Linked DNA regions of Homo sapiens: region 1 is linked to region 2. The links are chromatin contacts, found by Hi-C or POLR2A ChIA-PET in ENCODE. All regions are on one chromosome and are shown on one strand. Each heading gives the region's core, a stretch centred on a gene start or an enhancer-like site at or near the end of the contact. The rest is flanking DNA. Distances are from core to core; before and after follow the strand shown. Region 1 has its middle 43 kb from the start of CDYL-AS1. Region 2 has its middle 150 kb from the start of ECI2-DT.

Region 1 (4,397 bases), core at 548-3,047, 450 kb before region 2:
CTTGCCAGATGGACTCCAAGCTTGCCACTGGGAGAAACCAAGACCTACCTGTAAAGCGGGAGGCTGCTGTGCCCCGCTTTGCTCACTGCTCACGGAGATGCTGGGGTCTGAAGGCCCATCTGGTGCTGACACTAGCACAGAATAATGAGAAAGTTTCTGAGAGAGGTGGACCCATCCTCTTCCCCATCCCCATCTTCCCTCCATCCCCATCCCCCAACTTCCCATCCCTGTGCCCTCCCCTTCCTGAATTAGGAGTCTAACTGAACATAGAAACTGGTCTCTCCTTTTCATCTAGAGAATTCTGAATGCAAAAGTCTTGCTGCAGCAGCCCGTCCCAGCGGGATGAAGAGAAAGCAGACAGAGAGAGCAGCTACACTCTCCCCATCTGGAATGTGGAGTGGAAGGATGTGCTGTGGGCCAAGTGAATGCAGCAGACAGTGACTCAGGCCATCTGGCTGGTGACCCGCCCAAGGTGGCTGGCTGTCTGGTGGGGAGCCCCCTGCATCATGTGCCCCAGGCTGTGATGGGGAGAGCTGGCAGGAGCCTAGGAGTGGGACTCTGAGATGACCCAGTATGCATCAGACAACAGTGCCCTGGAGAGACCCTCAAAGGTCTCTTGAGCCCACACAAGGGGACCCTCCCAGAGAGAGAGTTTGACTGTCAGGACAGCTGCATGACTTACATAAAGGCACCTTTCCCCTAGTCCTTTCCCCTCCCTTCCCGACAACGCCAGAGGGGAAACAGCAGAGAGAGGGCTGGGCGTGGTGGCTCATGCCTGTAATCCCAGCACTTTGGGAGGCTGAGACGGATGGATCACCTGAGGCCAGGAATTCGAGACCAGCCTGGCCAACATGGTGAAACCCCATCTCTACTAAAAAATACAAAAATTAGCCATCACCTGTAATCCTAGCTACTTGGGTGGCTGAGGCAGGAGAATAGCTTGAACCCAGGAAGCAGAGGTTGCAGTGACACGAGATTGTGCCATTGCACTCCAACCTGGGTAACAGAGTGAGACTCTGTCTCAAGAAAAAAAAAAAAAAAGAAGAAGAAAAGAAAAGAAAAAGAAAAAGAAACTGCAGAGAGAGAGGAGAAGAGGAGTAAAATGCAGAAAGAGCAAACAGCCCACCTTCCAGAACAGGGACTGCAAGCCTGGCCTTAGGTGGACGGGAAAAGCCTTTAAACGAATATAAAATTAATCTTTGCCTTCACTTACTGAAATTTTCATACCTGAGATGGAGTCTTAATGACCAGAATGAAGTTTCTCTTAAAACTGAGTGACTAAAAGGCTGTCTGTTCAGCACAAGGAGTAAGGAAGGGGACAAAAGTTTGGAGATTTGGAGCCAGAGGTTGAAAAAAGTATTTCATGGTGTACACCAAACAATTTAGACTAGTCTTGTGTAATATTTATCCATTTGATCTCTGTCTTTTTAAAAACACATAACCACTCACTTTTTTCTTTTTTTTTTTTTTACTTTATCTGAGTCACATACATTTTTACGGTTTCATTTTTTTAAAAACATGTAACTTTTTAATCCAACTGGAATTGATTTTGCCATGCTGTGGCGGAACAGGGACATGGCTTTTACCCTGAGGTTAGGATTGCAATGTGTCCAGGAAAGCCCTGGATTGTCACTGCATGCCTACCTGGGGGGTTTCAGTGAAGAGTCACTGACATTCCTCTTGAAACTTGCAGGGCTCTGCTTGATCATCATCAGGCAGGCTACTGCTCAGGCCCTGGGGAAGGAGAGGAAAGCACAGCAGCTGAGTCACCGGGAGGGAGACACTCATGTGTATAGGGAATCTGTACCCAGAGCTGCGAGGGAACGTGCTTCCTGGCTCTGGGCCACACAGGCTGAACGGCAGTGGGAGGCTGACTGCCTTAGGTGGCTGAAGCAGAATGCTGAGGAATAGGATGGATTTGCTGACGTTTCTTGGAGGATCCGAAGTAGCTTTCACTGTTCCGCTCTCTCCCACTCTGCAGCGCCGCAGGGACTCCTCACCACCTCTGTTGTCCCTGTTCAGCCAAATACTCCATCTAATCCTCCTATCTCTGCCTGTCTTCCAGGCCGCTATCTTTTCTTTCATTTTCCTTTTCAAACTTGAATCTGTTTTCCTCCCTTTCATTTGCTTATCTATTGCTTTCTCCTTGTTTTTTCTTATTACCTTTTTTCCCCTCAAAATTGAAGGGATACTGAGAATTCCCCCCCAATCCCCCCCTCTTTTTTTTTAAAAAACAGGATCTCTCTCTGTTGCCCAGGCTGCAGTGCAGTGGTGCAACCAGAGCTCATTTGCTGCCTCAACCTCCCAGGCTCCAGCAAGCCTCCCACCTCAGCCTCCTGAGTAGCTATGACTGCAGGCATTCACCACTATGCCCAGTGAATTTTTTATTTTTTAATGTTTTTGTAGAGATGGGGTCTTGCTATGTTGCTCAGGCTGGTCTTGAATTTCTTGCCTCAAGTGATCCTCCAGCCTCTGCCTCCCAATGTGCTGGGATTACAGGCATAAGCCGCAGTGCCCAGACATTTCTTCCCATTAAATTAAATTAATTAATTAATTTAGAGACAGGGTCTGGCTCTGTTGCCCAGGCTGGGGTGCGGTGGCACAATCAGAGCTCACTACATTTGCAATCTCTGGGGCTCAAGCAATCCTCCCGCCTCAGCCTCCTGAGTAGCTGGAACTACAAGCATGCACCATCATGCTTAGCTAATTTTTGTACTTTTTGTAGAGACAGGATCTTGCTATGTTGCCCAGGCCAGTCCCAAACTCCTTGGCTCAAGTGATCCTCCTGTCTCAGCCTCCCAGAGTGCTGGGATTACAGGGATGGACCACCATGCCCAGTCATTTTTTCCTATTTTAAATCAACTCTACATATTACTTTTAAATTATCACATATTTAAAATTTGTATTTCACACATACAAGAGAATATATTATAAAATAAAATGACCTCATGTAATTGACACCGAAAAGAAATAAAACATTACCATCTTCCCCCTCCTTCCACAGATTACTAGTCCCTTGAATTTTCTTGCATATTAATTTTTGCAGGAGGCAATGATTTCTTTTTTTTTTTTGAGACAGAGTCTTTCTCTGTCACTCAGGCTGGAGTGCAGTGGTGCGATGTTGGCTCACTGCAACCTGCATCTCGGCTCACTGCAACCTCTGCCTCTGGGGTTCAAGTGATTCTCCTGCCTCAGTCTCCTGAGTAGCTGGGATTACAGGTGCATGCCACCGCATCTGGCTAATTATTGTATTTTTAATAGAGATGGGGTTTCACTATGTTGGCCAGGCGCTGGTCTCGAACTCCTGACCTCAAGTGATCTGCCTACCTCAGCCTCCCAAAATGCTGGGATTACAGGCATGAGCCACCATGCCCGGCCAGGAGGCAACATTTCAAGACATGTTTTTTGGATCCATAATGGAAGGGGATGAGACACAGAGGGAGCCAGGGGCACCTGACATAGACCCTGGAATTCTTACCATTTGAATTAGATCATGATAGCCCCTTTAAAAGGCATGCTGGCTATTTAGGTAGTTTAATACACTAGCACCCTTTAATACTGTAAGAAGGATTTATGTCTTAACTACTCATAAAGATGAAAATAGGTTGGGAGATCCATGATTTATGTGAACACTTCATGTGAAAAAACCTGGAGGCTTCAGTTAGCTACGAGATTTATATAAGCTGAAGGTGTTAAGTGGTCTTGAAAAAGACAAATACAATCGTACAATGTATTACCAGAAGTGTAACGTTCCGGACACAGGAGAAGTCAAGCAATGGAGTATTCGCACTAGTCAGGATAGCACACTCAATGCTGAGCATCGTTACGGAATGAGCAAAGGAATACCTGCACTTGTTCCAGGCCCAGACGTTGAAAACATGCAAAGAAGCAGCAAACAACAGTGGACCGGTAATCTCATCATTCCAAACAACCACTTTTAACTTTTTTTGGAAATATTTTTCCAGGATATTTGCTAAATAGGTGTTAAAAACTAAGAGGGAGAGCAAGGCGGAATGTGTGCAGAGGAAAGTCACCAGAACGGGGTGGTGAGTGAGGCATGGAATTGCAACTGTGTAAAGAGCTATGTCAGGCGAGGGAGGGAGGCCAACTCTTCTGTGTTGTTTCAGAGAATACTATTGGAATCACAGAGATAGGGAGGACCCTGCAAGGGGATGCTGAAAGAGGTATGTTCTTTTTTTTTTTTTTTTTTTTTTTTTTGAGATGGAATTTCGCTCTTGTTGCCCAGGCTGGAGTACAATGGCGCAATCTCGGCTCACTGCAACCTCCGCCTCCTGGGTTCAAGCGATTCTTCTGCCTCAGCCTCCTGAGTAGCTGGGATTATAGGCATGCACCAGCACGCCAGGCTAATTTTGTATTTTTAGTAGAGACGGGGTTTC
Region 2 (4,276 bases), core at 1,106-3,605:
GTAGGCATACATGTTCCGAGCAGGGGAGAGCATATACACAACAGGAAATTTCAAATCTTCATTTCTGTCTCTACTGGCATTTATCATTGAGACCATGCAAAGAAACCTTATTTTATTTAAAAGTGCAATGTTGAAGAGTGGCATTGAATAAGATGATTAAATAAGTAACATGGCACCTGTGAGTGTAATTAGCTCTAGCAATAGAGACCAAGACTGGCTAGATTATTTGCCAGAGAAATACTACTACTTGGTTTTCGTCTGCCTGGCAACAGACTGACATTGTACAATCCTTCTCCCATCCTGCTGCACTAATGGAGACTAAGAGCCACTCCAAGTGGGTCACCAAACAGTGGACTGGATGAAAATGTTGAAGGCAGGAATGAAATTCAGTCTTTTTCTTTTTTTTCCCTCCACTACAAATCACTGTAATTTGGAGAGGGGATTTGCAGTGGATTATACATGGCTCTAGGGCCACAGAGGGTACCTTCTCTTTTATTCCCCTGACACACTTCATCCTACAATTCTCCATTTTTCCTTAGCAGGGGAAGAATATTGCACTGGTTCTTTGGGGGATGAATACTAGAGATACTCGAAAAGTATGCAGCTTAATCCTGCGAGGGGTCCTTTAGAGTCGGAAAATTGATGGTCCAAGATTTGAAGTTCTCCTTGGGCCAAAACCCAGCTCCATCTCTAAGGGTGAGGGCAGAAGGGAGAAGCAGGCCTACAAAAAAATGGTATTTGTACTTCCCTCCTATTCTCAAAAGAAAGTGGTCTTAATTAAACATGAGTGATTCTTGACAGGGTAAAGAAATCTTAAGAAACTAAGAACTCAAAGAGTTGAAGAAGAGAGAGCAGTCTTGCTGTACTCAGAGTGTGTGCCTGAGTGTACCTGCACGTGCACGGGTGGGGAGTGGAGGGACAGGTTTCCCACTTTACTTGAATCTGGACTCTCCTCTCTAAGGCTGACTGACATGTTTCCCTGCTTCCATCCCTTCCTTTCAAATTCAATCACCTCACCATGTTACCAGCCCAGATCTTACCGTTGGACTGTGCTGACAAGTGATAAGTGTGTCCCTGTTGCCTCCAGGGACTGAGACCCCTGCAGAGCCCAGACAGGATCCCAGGAAGCCTGAGGGAATGGCAGGGACTGAGACAAAGGGCAAGCTGGTGCCTGGTTTCCAGGAAGCAGCTACAACCTGGAGCCAGCTTATGGCAGGATGGTGAGTCCAGTGACATCAAACCCTCCGATTTTTCCAAGAGATGCCAGAAAGGTACTGACTTTTAAAACTTTATAAGAATTAAACAAAACAAGTACGTAGGGTTTAAAAAAAAAAAAAAAAAGGTCATCTCATGGCCACCAGCTTGCAAGCTCCAGCCTACAAGATAAAGCTTAAGTCCTTAAGCATGACCTCCAAAGTCCTTTATGGTCTTGTCTGCCCCTGTTGTAGTTCCAGAACTACTCAGTCCTTTGTCCCCAAAGCCCCAACCCACACCTCTCCCTGAGTGTCAGCTCAAGCTAGTATGTAGGATTGAAAAGGACAGTACAGATTTGTCTTGACATGGAGTTCACATTTCACATAGCAAACTAGCTATTTATGCTTAGAATGCTTATTTAGGGTAGCTTTGAAGGGTGTTGAGGAGATTATGGGAGGGCACCAAACCCCCCGACTCTGGTTTCCTCTAACAAGAACGTTCTTCTATGCTCTTGGCCACCTTGCAAAATTGTATCTGTTCTTCAAAACTCAGGTTGAGCGTCCCTGGAGACTTTACTGACTCCAGAAAGAATCGCTCTCTTTCCCCCTCCCTGCTCCATCCACCCCCCTCCCCGCTCCATCCACCCCCTCCCCCCACACCTTGCATACATTTTTCACTATTATATGTGTGGTAATGTGCTGTATTATTGCTCCCACGTCTGCTCCCCTGCGGACTGTGAACTGTCGAGTTTGAGGACTGCGTCTCATCCTCAGGGCTTTGTTCCCAGAGCCCTCCCTCTGCTTCTGTATTCCGACACGGAGTCATCTATCACACTTCTGCGAACACACCAGACATCCAATAGCTGCTTGTTGTAATGAAACCAAAAGGAGAACTGAGAATTCACGTTGCCAGACTCCTGATTCACAACTTTCCTGTAGAACGCACCTCGCCCGCCACCTGCCTAACCCACTTACGTAACCCAGTTTGGCGTTTCCTATGTCTCACTGGGCCTGCGAGGTTGTGCGGCGGCCCCACCTGCTGCGGAGCTGGGGGACTGCCGCGGGGGAGCAGGTGGACCGCAGAGCGCAATTACGCAGAGCCGTGTCTGGCCAGATTGGGAGCGGGAACAGCTTCGTCAGACTGCCTGGGTGCAGCACCTGGGCTGTGAGAAAGGCGAGAAGGGAAGGATGAGCCATATCACCGCGCTTGCGGAGGACGTGGCGCTGGAGCGTGGGCAGGGTCTGCGGGGTGCAGCCAGAGGGATTGGCGCAGCTCCCTGAGAACCACCTGGGTTTCTGGGTAGGAGGAGTCCTGGGAAAGACCTTGCATGGGTGGATGAAACAATCTTCTATTTGTGGTGGACGCCAAGGGGAGTGTTCGGAGACGCCCAGGCATGTGGGCAGGGGAGGGTGGCTGCAACGCCTTCGGCACCTGGGGTTCTTGCACCAGCTGGACCAAACCATGGACCGAGAGACAGATGGTCCTTCATCTCCCAGTGCCTGTCCAGGTGAGCATACGAGGCAGCGATTCTGACCCTGCGTTTGGTCTGCCTCCTGGACTCGAATGGAGCCACACATGTCCACGGGAAGAAAACGGGGTTGCCCCAAACAGTGTTCCCTGGAACCACAGGCCCAGGCAAATTTCCGTTGAGGCAGTGAGAAGTATTTGGAAAATAAATGCACCCTTTACCAGAGAAGGGACCTCATCATCTTTGACATTTTGAAACCCTGGGGGGAATGTCTTTGGTGCCAGGACTTGCCTTGCATTATTTCAGTTAATCTCACGCCACCTCCCGGGGTAGGTATCATTTTAAATCATCAGAGACCTCATGTTTGCCCCCAGAGCAGGCACCAGCTGCTGCTGGTAAGATCCACACACGGTCCCCCACCCCTTGCCCCATGCCAGTTTTCTTTTGGTGGGCTTGCATTAATCCAAGCTTCTATGTGGTGACCTGGGAGAGAGGAGCAGGCTAGGTGATGGGGAGAAGGTGGTGATGGAATGCTATGTTTCCCCCCTCTAAGGGCTTCCACCAGCTGGAGTATGGCCAGGAATACAAGGGCATGACGCTGATAGGATTCTTCAAGTATGAGTCAAGGACTCCAGGGCTGGGCAGACTTGCTTGCTGCATTTGGAGTGGAGGAGACTATTCTTCTTGTCTGCATAGAAACAGCCCTGCTCTGGTGCCCATAGGACAGGGAGCTTTGAATGAATCCCAAAACAACAACCTTGCCTGGTTTTGGCAATGCAATGACAAGCACTCCTTGTGGCCCTGCAGAAACAAGGTGGGTGGAGGTGGGGAACAGGTGCAGGAGAGTCAACGGGAGTGATGTGATGGAGCAGACGACTGCAGCTAACAGACTGGCTCTGCGCACAGGAGACACTCTTTTGAGACTCAGAACAAATAGGGGACACTGTGAAGAGGGTTTCTGGAAGCCAGGCTGGGGAGGGTGTAGCTTTGGTAACTATAATTTGTCATTAAAAATGAGTGTGTCATATTACAGACACAGGCCCACGAGGTCACTTGGTCACCTGGATCACACCACCGTAATGAAGATAAAAAAACAGATTCAGAGAAATTAAGTACTTTTTCAAAATTCCACACTAAGACAGGGGAACGGAGAACAAGCAGTTGGGATGGGAAACCAGCTCTTCCTAATTCCTCGGGAGAGCACAGTACTGTGGGAACTACAGTCTTTCATTCTCATCACAGATCTAGCTGTTCTTCTGTGGCAAGTGAGGTAATTGCTTGAATGTTAGTTTTTTTGCCTTGACTTCTTCATCTTTTTTTTTTTTTTTTTTTTTTGAGATGAAATTTCACTCTTGTTACTCAGGCTGGACTGCAATGGCGCAATCTCGGCTCATTGCAACCGCCGCCTCCTGGGTTCAAGTGATTCTCCTGCCTCAGCCTCCTAAGTAGCTGGGATTACATGTGCATGCCACGACACCTGGCTAATTTTTGTATTTTTAGTAGAGATGGGATTTCACCATGTTAGCCAGGCTAGTCACGAACTCCTGACCTCAGGTGATCCACCGGCCTCAGCCTCCCGAAGTGCTGGGATTATAGGCGTGAGCCACCATGGCC

The links. A loop is a pair of places that touch in the nucleus more often than their neighbours do. ChIA-PET counts read pairs that join two places held with the same protein, here RNA polymerase II (POLR2A). Pooled maps may share reads with other maps.
Region 1: a loop to region 2 is called in a map of PC-9, with 2.7 times the contacts of the local background. The contact joins two enhancer-like sites. A Hi-C loop is called at or near these places in 1 of 168 maps with a recorded cell type or tissue (PC-9) and 2 of 50 pooled maps. POLR2A ChIA-PET finds 5 or more read pairs at or near these places in 1 of 52 experiments (activated CD4-positive, alpha-beta T cell).

What each region holds. Positions count from the first base shown.
Region 1 is chr6:4,730,496-4,734,892 of GRCh38, reverse strand. It overlaps a transcript of CDYL not described here. Among named protein-coding and RNA genes, the nearest start is that of CDYL-AS1, 43 kb to the left of the region's middle. RefSeq lists enhancers at 1,097-1,986, 1,987-2,877. Within about 2 kb of position 1,797, at least 5 of the 41 ENCODE cell types and tissues checked have a DNase peak (open chromatin) inside an H3K27ac peak, as active enhancers do.
Region 2 is chr6:4,279,935-4,284,210 of GRCh38, reverse strand. No RefSeq gene overlaps it. Among named protein-coding and RNA genes, the nearest start is that of ECI2-DT, 150 kb to the right of the region's middle. Within about 2 kb of position 2,355, at least 5 of the 41 ENCODE cell types and tissues checked have a DNase peak (open chromatin) inside an H3K27ac peak, as active enhancers do.